Regions from separate parts of the Homo sapiens genome. Here region 2 is linked to region 1. The links are chromatin contacts, found by POLR2A ChIA-PET in ENCODE. All regions are on one chromosome and are shown on one strand. Each heading gives the region's core, a stretch centred on a gene start or an enhancer-like site at or near the end of the contact. The rest is flanking DNA. Distances are from core to core; before and after follow the strand shown. Region 1 overlaps SSH1 (slingshot protein phosphatase 1). Region 2 has its middle 25 kb from the start of DAO.

The links. ChIA-PET counts read pairs that join two places held with the same protein, here RNA polymerase II (POLR2A).
Region 2: POLR2A ChIA-PET joins it to region 1 with 10 read pairs in OCI-LY7. The contact joins two enhancer-like sites. POLR2A ChIA-PET finds 5 or more read pairs at or near these places in 4 of 52 experiments (AG04449, HCT116, OCI-LY7 and 1 more).

Annotation. Positions count from the first base shown.
Region 1 is chr12:108,786,021-108,790,830 of GRCh38, reverse strand. It overlaps SSH1 (slingshot protein phosphatase 1), which reads left to right. Exons shown (of 15, transcript NM_018984.4): 15 at 1,587-4,810. The coding sequence ends at 2,843. Among named protein-coding and RNA genes, the nearest start is that of MIR619, 49 kb to the left of the region's middle. Within about 2 kb of position 2,295, at least 8 of the 41 ENCODE cell types and tissues checked have a DNase peak (open chromatin) inside an H3K27ac peak, as active enhancers do.
Region 2 is chr12:108,902,263-108,907,072 of GRCh38, reverse strand. No RefSeq gene overlaps it. Among named protein-coding and RNA genes, the nearest start is that of DAO, 25 kb to the right of the region's middle. Within about 2 kb of position 3,197, at least 3 of the 41 ENCODE cell types and tissues checked have a DNase peak (open chromatin) inside an H3K27ac peak, as active enhancers do.

The DNA.
Region 1 (4,810 bases), core at 1,046-3,545:
CTTCACCTGCCCATCTCACAGGACAGCCGTGGTTCTCAAGTGGGGGCACTTGGGGTCCTGACAGATGCATTCAAGTATACAGCCAGTTTATTATTATTAACAGCATGTTATAATGCAAACAAAACTGGGCAGTTGCATCTGTCGACCTCCATAAAGCATTCCAAATCAAATACTAATTATGGATTTCCCCCACTTCCCTGCCTACCACAAAGCAAATACCCATAAAGACAGATGAGATAAAACCCTGGGCCAGGTGCAGTGGCTCACGCTTATAATCCCAGCACTTTTGGAGGCCAAGGCAGGCAGATCATCTGAGGTCAGGAGTTTGAGACCAGCATGACCAACATGGTGAAACCCTGTCTCTACTAAAAATACAAAATTAGCTGGGCATGGTGCCGCACGCCTGTAATCCCAGCACTTTGAGAGGCTGAGGCGGGCAGATCATCTGAGGTCAGGAGTTTGAGACCAGTCTGACCAACATGGTGAAACCACATCTCTACTAAAAATATTAAATTAGCTGGCTGTGGTGGTGCATGCCTGTAATCCCAGCTACTCAGGAGGCTGAGGCAGGAGAATTGCTTGAACCTGGGAGGCAGAGGTTGCAGTGAGACAAGATCACGCAATTGCACTCCACCCTGGGCAACAAGAGCGAAACTTCATTTAAAAAAAAAAAAAAACTGGAAGCCATGGCGGGGCCTTTAAGCAGGTGGGTGATGAGCCCCCTCTGGCTGTGGTCTACAGGCAGGCTGCTGGGGTAAGAGGGGAAGTTGGGATGCTGGGATCACAGTGGCTCAGAGGATGGGGCAAGGACATAAGGAGGTGTTGAGAGACAGAGCTGGCGGGGTGTAGTCGCTCACACCTGTAATCCTAGCACTTTGGGAGGCCGAGGCAGGAGGAACACTTGAGCCCAGGAGTTCGAGACCAGCCTGGGCAACATAGTAGGACCTTGTCTCTTATCTGTTTGAAAGAGAGAGAGACAGAGCCCTGTTGCCCTCCTGCCTTGTCCTGCCCTCCAGCCTACAGTCCTGTGCAGGCGGGGTGGGGTAGGGGGGTGCCCTCCTCCTTCCTGCTTTGCTTCTGGACCTGCATGCTGCTCTCTCTGGCTGGTCAACACCTGCTTGTCCCAGAAGCCTCAGCTGAAGTGTCAGTTCCTCTGGGAAGCCTTCCCTCCGCGGAGACTTAGAACTTGTCCCTCTCTCCCCTGGGACTCTTCACACAGCTTTCTAGTCCATTCCCAGGACCACTGGGTACCTGTCAGTTGGCCTGTAAGGAAGTGAAGGGTGGGGACACAGAGGCATGTGTCACGTTCACTTAGATCCTCACTGACCAAAAGGCAGGAGGGTTTCCTTAGGAAACAATGTAAACTTGTTTTCTATTGGGGTATAAAATCCACCTCAGGCCAGTGGTTATTCTCGATCAAGTGGGCTCCAGGAGGTCTGTCTGTCAGTATTAAGTGAAATGAGAGCCTCCCCTCCAGGCCTGGCCCCCAGTCCGGCCTCGCACCCCTTTCCCTGCCCACCCTCATGTTTTTGGTCTTTGGCTCATGACTGCACCGTCTCACCATGCTCTTGTCCCCTTCCTTGCAGGATGATGCTATATTTGGGATCCTTAACAAAGTGAAGCCTTCCTATAAATCCTGTGCCGACTGCATGTACCCTACAGCCAGCGGGGCTCCTGAGGCCTCCAGGGAGCGATGTGAGGACCCCAATGCTCCCGCCATCTGCACCCAGCCAGCCTTCCTACCCCACATCACGTCCTCCCCTGTGGCCCACTTGGCCAGCAGGTCCCGTGTTCCGGAGAAGCCAGCCTCTGGCCCAACCGAACCTCCCCCGTTCCTACCACCAGCAGGCTCCAGGAGGGCAGACACCAGTGGCCCTGGGGCTGGAGCTGCCCTAGAGCCACCAGCCAGCCTTTTGGAACCTTCCAGAGAGACCCCAAAAGTCCTGCCAAAGTCCCTCCTTTTGAAGAATTCTCACTGTGATAAGAACCCTCCCAGCACAGAAGTGGTAATAAAGGAAGAATCGTCACCCAAGAAAGATATGAAGCCAGCCAAGGACCTGAGGCTTCTGTTCAGTAATGAATCTGAGAAGCCGACAACCAACAGCTACCTGATGCAGCACCAGGAGTCCATCATTCAGCTGCAGAAGGCAGGCTTGGTCCGCAAGCACACCAAAGAGCTAGAGCGGCTGAAGAGCGTGCCTGCAGACCCAGCACCTCCCTCCAGGGATGGCCCTGCCAGCAGGCTGGAGGCCAGCATCCCCGAGGAGAGCCAGGATCCAGCCGCGCTCCACGAGCTGGGCCCCCTGGTTATGCCCAGCCAGGCCGGGAGTGATGAGAAGTCAGAGGCCGCCCCCGCTTCATTGGAAGGAGGCTCACTGAAGAGCCCCCCTCCTTTCTTCTACCGCCTGGACCACACCAGTAGTTTCTCAAAAGACTTTCTGAAGACCATCTGCTACACCCCCACCTCCTCTTCCATGAGCTCCAACCTGACCCGGAGCTCCAGCAGCGATAGCATCCACAGTGTCCGTGGGAAGCCCGGGCTGGTGAAGCAGCGGACACAGGAGATTGAGACCCGGCTCCGGCTGGCGGGCCTCACCGTCTCTTCCCCACTGAAGCGCTCACACTCTCTTGCCAAGCTGGGGAGTCTCACCTTCTCAACGGAAGACCTGTCCAGTGAGGCTGACCCGTCCACCGTCGCTGACTCCCAGGACACCACTTTGAGTGAATCTTCCTTCTTGCATGAGCCCCAGGGAACCCCGAGGGACCCAGCTGCAACCTCCAAACCATCAGGGAAACCCGCCCCAGAAAACTTAAAGAGCCCTTCGTGGATGAGCAAAAGCTGACCCGCCTTTTGCTGCGTCAGGCTGGGCGGATATTTTCATATGATCCCTCCCTCACTTTCACTGTGGATTTGGATCGACCCCTTACATCTTGATTTCCCTTAAACGAGTGAAGTCATCCTAACTTTTCCCCTACTCTTGCCATAGAGAGGAGGAGAAGAAACTAACCAACATGCAGCACAAGAAGGGGAGCTGTCAGTCGTGTGGCCTGGGAGAACCAGGAGCCGCCGGCCAGGAGACACAAAACTCCGCTCCCACCGTGTCTTCAAGAAGAACCATGTTTTAGGAAGAACGTGCACACATAGGCGCACACATCCAGACTGTTCCCTTCGCATCCTGCAGAAGAGTCCTGGTGGTGGCAGCCTCACCGCGGCACACGTTCTAGCTCATTCTTGGCCTCGCAGAAAACTCTCGGATGGCAACATTAAGTCCTACCTCTGTTCTCGCTGCGCTTTTTATTTTTAAAACACACGAATGACCAAGGCTTGTTCCAGGGAATAATGCTCTGTCTGAAAGCGTTTTTCCAAAAAAAGAATTTTTCGTTTTGTGTTTTGGTTGGGACCCCAGACGTGTCAAGACTTTTAACCCGACAGCCCCAAGCACTGCTGAGTAAAGTCATCAGATGAGTAGTCCCACGCTGTTGTTGAGCTGACTCTGTGCCCGAATGGTGGTGCAGGCGCCCTGTCCTGGTTGTGTTGTTACGTGTTTGACCAGCACAGGGGTCCGGTGGGGAAAATGTATGGGTTGTTCTCAGTTGTTGCTAATGCTGAAGTTTAAATCTCAAGGGGAAGGGCCCACCTGCATTGTTGAGTGTCTGCTGCTGAAACACATGATTGTGTTTAGGTTTGAAATTGCTCAAGTGTCTGGCTCAGGTGGTGGTTCTGAGACACATCGTCCTGCTGAGAGCCCAGATGCTTAGGTCCACTAGGGCCCATCTAGGGAAGGGAAAGGAGATTTCAGCGGCTTCCCCGAAAGGAACGGGACTGTCGGGATGCTTCCCGGATGTCTACAGTTGCCCCTTCCTGCAGTGAGATTACTGCTTCCTGTTTCCCTCCAGCTCTTCCCAGCAGCAGTGAGGGAGTATAAGAGGGATCTGTAGTCGCTGCCTGGCTCTGTGGGCGGCCCCTTTAAGACTCAGGTGAGCTCAGCCAGTCCCGCTGCGCCAGGCTTGAATCAAAGGTGTCAGCAAGCTAGATGTCAAAACATTTCGAGAGAGAGGCAGCTTGCAGAAAAGCAGAAAGGTTGAATTCAGGGGTCAGCAAACTATGGCATGTGGCCCCGTGAGCTAGGAATGGTTTTTCCTCTTTAAGACAGGGCCTGGCTCTGTCACCTAGGCTGGAGTACAGTAGTGCAATCATGACTCACTGCAGCATCAACCTCCCTGGCTCAAGCGATGGCTTTTACCTTTTTAAGGAGTTGTAAAAAAAAGAAATAATATGTGACAGAATTCATGTGGCCCACAAAGCCTGAGGTACTTACTGTCAGGCCCTTTGTAGAAAAAGTTGCTGACCCCTGGTTTGATTTGCCACACAGGGCTGCTCATGGCCCTGTAGGAAGAAACTGGGTAAATGTGAAGCCCTCTGCCTCTCTGACACCTAAGGCCAGACCCTTCCCTCCTCCCGACCACAAGCTTTGCCAGCCCCGCACTAGCCTCACCTGTGCAGGATGGAGTAGGTTGCGTACATGGGGGAAGGCAGGTGAACACAGTTGGCTGAAGCTCTTCCACAATTCCATCTTGCCCTCAGCTGGGTCCGCCAGATTAACTCAGTGAAACCAGAAAGCCTTCAAGGACCAGCTGAATTCTGAAAGTGAGTGAGTGAGCCATCATCTTAACATTGGCCAGAACTGTGTTCCCCAAAGCTATTCTAGAAAGCACCCCAGGAGGGATCTGCAGGAACAAGGCTAGTTCATATTTTACCTAGTGAGCACAGTTTTTGCAAAAATCCTCCCTCCAGGACTTTGTCTCCTTG
Region 2 (4,810 bases), core at 1,948-4,447, 120 kb before region 1:
ATTCCTTATCTTCAAGCTCTCACAGTATACTAGGGAACATGCATGAACACACCACTGTGATACAGTGTGATACGGGTGCTAAGGATGAATGCAGAGAGTGTCGTAGGAGGCACAAGGGATGACAACCCTGAAGCTCTAGAGCATCCTGAAGCACCTTCTGACTCCTCAAGGATTTGGGGGTTTCAGGCAGACTTTGGTCACTGGTGGTACCTTACTATATTTTATATTTGAATATCCACATACATCATATATAATCATTCTCTCTTTTTTGAGATGCTATGTTGCCCAGGCTGGTCTCGAACTCCTAGGCTCAATCGATCCTCCCACATCAGCCTCCCAAGTAGCTGGGATTACAGGAATGAGCCACGGTGTCTGGCAATAATCATTCTCAATTAATCAAGAATATTTTATGATGAACTACTTAAAATGCCCCAACCCCCACCATGCCAGAGAAGAGAGTGCTTTCTAAATTCATCGATAAGAAAACAATTCCACTCCCAAGAGCATCAAAACAAATAAAATACTTAGGAATAAATTTAACAAGTGCAGTGTAAGACCTACAAACTACAAAACATTGCTGAAAGAAACTGAAGATCTAAATAAATGGAGAAACATTTCATATTCATGAATCAGAAGACCTAAATTGTTAAGATGTCAATCCATACTCTCCAAATGACATATAGATTCAACACAATCCCTGTCAAACTTTCTCAGCCAGCTGGCTTATTTTGAAGAAATTGTCAAGCTGTTTTTTTTTTTGTTTTTTTTTTTTGAGACAGAGTCTTGCTCTGTCACCCAGGCTGGAGTGCAATGGTGCGATCTTGGCTCACTGCAACCTCCACCTCCTGGGTTCAAGCGATTCTCCTGTCTCAGCCTCCTGAGTAGCTGGGATTACAGGCATGTGCCACCATGCCCAGCTAATTTTTTGTATTTTTGGTAGAGACGGGGTCTCACCATGTTGCCCCTGCTGGTCTTGAGCTCCTGCCCCCAAGTGATCCACGGGCCTCAGCCTCCCAAAGTGCCGGGATTACAGGTGTGAGCCACCATGCCTAGCCTGTCAGGCTGATTTTAAACTCATACAGAAATGAAAAGGACCCAGAAGAGCCAAAACAAAAGTCTTGAAAAAGAGGAACAAAGTTGGAGGACTCACACTTCCTGATTTTAAAATGTACGAGAATGCTACGGAAATCAAGACAGTGTGGTACTAGCATAAGATAGATCTGTGGAATAGGGTCCAAAAATAAACACATACATTTATTTTTATTTTTATTATGGAGACAGCATCTTGCTCTGTCATCCAGGCTGGAGTGCAGTGGCATGATCACAGCTCACTGCAGCCTCGACTTCCCAGGCTCCAGCGATCCTCCCACCTCAGCCTCCCAAGTAGCTGGGACCACAGGTGTGCACCACCACGCCCAGCTAATTTTTGTATTTTTGGTAGAGACAGGGTTTTGCCATGTTGCCCAGGGTGGTCTCGAATTCCTGAGCTCAAGTGATCCGCCCACCTAGCCCTCCCAGTGTTGGGATTAGAGGCATGAGCCACTGTGCCTGACCAAACCCATACATTTATAGTCAACTGATTTTCCACAAAAGTGCCAAGACGATTCGATGAGGAAAGAATAGCCTTTTCTAAATTCATCAAGCTGCCAAGAATTCACTGAAAATCCAGTTGCAAATTGCCTTCAGGACAGAAGTAGCAGTGTTAGGCAAAGGAAAAGTATAACATATCCTCGAATAACTTATTTCATTACAACCTCGATGAGAAATAAAAAAAAAAAAAATCAATTCCGGCAGGGGCCACTGTCTGTGTAGAGCTTGCACGTTCTCTCCATGTCTACATGGGTGTTCTCCGGGTATCCGGTTTCCTCCCACACCCCAAAGATGTGCATGTGATATTCATTCCTGTTTTTATTTTATTTTAATTAATTTTTTAGGAGACAGAGTCTCGCTCTGTCACCCAGGCTGGAGTGCAGTGGCATGGTCTAGGCTCACTGCAACCTCCACCTCTCAGGTTCAAGCAATTCTTGTGCCTCAGCCTTCCAAGTTGCTGGGATTACAGGCATGTGCCACCACACTCGGCTAATTTTTTAGCCACGACATTAAGTGAAGACTTCCTGTGTAAAAATCAACCACTATAAAATTTACAGAACTATGTGGGTTGCAGGATTTCCCCATGATCCTTCTATTCTTAATTTTAGTATACATTTTCAAGGAGGTTCTTAGCATTTGCAGAAAGAACAAGAGGGTCATTCTGGGTCTGAATGTGGAATCTCGTGTCCCCATACAATTTTGTGAGTTCACTGTGTACTGAGTCCTATAGGATTTCTACTGACAGCTAGCCTTGGCTGGCAGGTAGGGATCATTCTCCCTAGGCCAGGTGTCCCCAACCTTTTTGGCACCAGGGACTGGTTTTGTGGAAGACAATTTTTCCACAGATGGGGTGCTGTGGGGGTGCTGTGGGGGGCAGTGGTAGTTCAGGCATTAGATTTCTCATAAGGGGCTGGGGGTGGTGGCTCATGCCTGCAATCCCAGGAGTTTGGAAGGCCAAGGTGGGTGGATCATTTGAGGTCAGGAGTTCAAGAACAGCCTGGCCAACATGGTAAAACCCTGCCTCTATTAAAAATACAAAAATCAGCCAGGCGTGGTGGCACGCACCTGTAGTCCCAATTACTTGAGAGACTGAGGCAGGAAAATCTCTTGAACCCAGGAGGTGGAGGGTTCAGTGAGCCGAGATTATGCCACTGCACTCCAGCCTGGGTGACAGAACGAGACTCAGTCTCGAAAAACAAAAAACAAAAGCAAAAAAAAAAACAAAAAGCAAATTCTCATAAGGAGCAAGCAACCTAGATCCCTCGCATGCACAGTTCACAATAGGGTTTGCACTCCTATGAGAATCTAATGCCACCGCTGATCTGACAGGAGGCAGAGTTCATGCGGTAATGCTCGCTCACCCACCACCCATGCCCTGCTGTGTGGCCCAGTTCCTAATAGGCCACAGACCATTATCAGTCCATGGCCCGGGGGTTGGGGGCCCCTGCCCTACAGAATTTTAGGCTGGATAAAGAAATCACATTGGTCAAAAACTAAATCCTGGGTCTTACTCCAAGCACCAGGAAGTGCCCTTGCCCTGGGATCCTTGTCAGAGTCCTCTCATCTTGGCCCAAATGTAGCTATGAGGAAGAGAGAGCTAGTTCCTTTTCAGTGTGCTTGCGGAGAGAGTTGAGGAAGAGGCCCAACCGATCCCTTCATAGCTACATATTCCCCACCCCGCCAACACCCCCTGCTCCCCTCCACAATTTGGATTCAGTCTTGTGTGGTAGTTGAAAGTGAAGCACTCGGCCTGGTGCGGTGGCTCACGCCTGTAATCCCAGCACCTGGGAGGCCGAGGTGGGCAGATCACAAGGTCAGGAGTTTGAGACCAGCCTGACCAACATGGTGAAACCCCGTCTCTACTGAAAACACAAAAATTAGCCGGCCATGGTGGTGCGTGCCTGTAATCTCAGCTACTCGTGAGGCTGAGGCAGGACAACTGTTTGAACCCGGGAGGCGGAGGTTGCAATGAGTCAAGATCATGCCACTGCACTCCAGCTTGTGCGACAGAGCAAGACTCTGTCGGGGGCGGGGAAAGAAAGTGAAGCACTGGAATTGCATAATTTCTGAGCCAGAATCTCTATTCTATCGCATCCCAGCTATTGACTTTAGGCTACCTTCCATCCTTTCTCTCTTTTCTTTTCTTTTCTTCTTTTCTTTCTTTCCTTCCTTCCTTCCTTCCTTCCTTCCTTCCTCTCTCTCTCCCTCCCTCCCTCTTTCCCTCCCTCCCTCCCTCTTTCTTTCTTTCTCTTTCTTTTTTTTTTTGACAGAGCCTCACTGTGTTGCCCAGGCTGGAGTGCAGTGGCATGATCTAGGCTCACTGCAACCTCCGCCTCCTAGGTTCAAGTGATTTTCCTGCCTCAGCCTCCAGAATAGCTGGGATTACAGGCACCTGCCAGCACGCCCCGCTAATTTTTTTATTTTTAGTAGAAACAGGGTTTCACCATGTTGGCCAGGCTTGTGTCGAACTCCTGACCTCAAGTGATCTACCTGCCTCGCCCTCCCAAAGTGCTGGGATTACAGGTGTAAGCCACCGCACCCGGCCAGGCTGCCTTTCTCTGCCTCAGTCTTCTCACCTATGAAATGGGATAATAGCTACCTCATGAGGCATGTGTAAGGATTAAATGAGCAATGTTTTGTAAGAGTTTAGCACAAAGTATGGTACCCAGACTGAATATATTAAGTTTTAGCTATAATAATAATTACTGGCTGGGCGCGGTGGCTCATACCTGTAATCCCAGCACTTCGGGAGGCCAAGGCAGGTGGCTCATGAGGTCAGGAGTTCACAACCAGCCTGGCCAAGATGGTGAAACCCCATCTTTACTTAAAATACAAAAATTAGCCAGGCAGGTTGGCGGGCGCCTGTAATCCCAGCTACTCTGGAAGCTGAGGCCGAGAATTGCTTGAACCTGGGAGGTGAAGGTTGCAGTGAGCTGAGATTGCGCCACTGCACTCCAGCCTGGGCGACAGAGTGAGATTCCGTCTCAAAATAATAACAATAATAACTGTTGTTGTTAGGATTGATGTCTACCTTAAATCTCGGCTCTCTCACCCTACTTAGACTAGGCTTGGCCAGCATCATGGCAGGTGCTTCATGAAACAGCCCTCATGGAAATGGCAGGGCATGGCAGGAGCCAACTGAGACCTCTTCACAGCACACGGGGCACTCCTGGGCCAAGATGCACGAGGCTTCCTAGGCTCTGGCCTGTCACAGAAACCC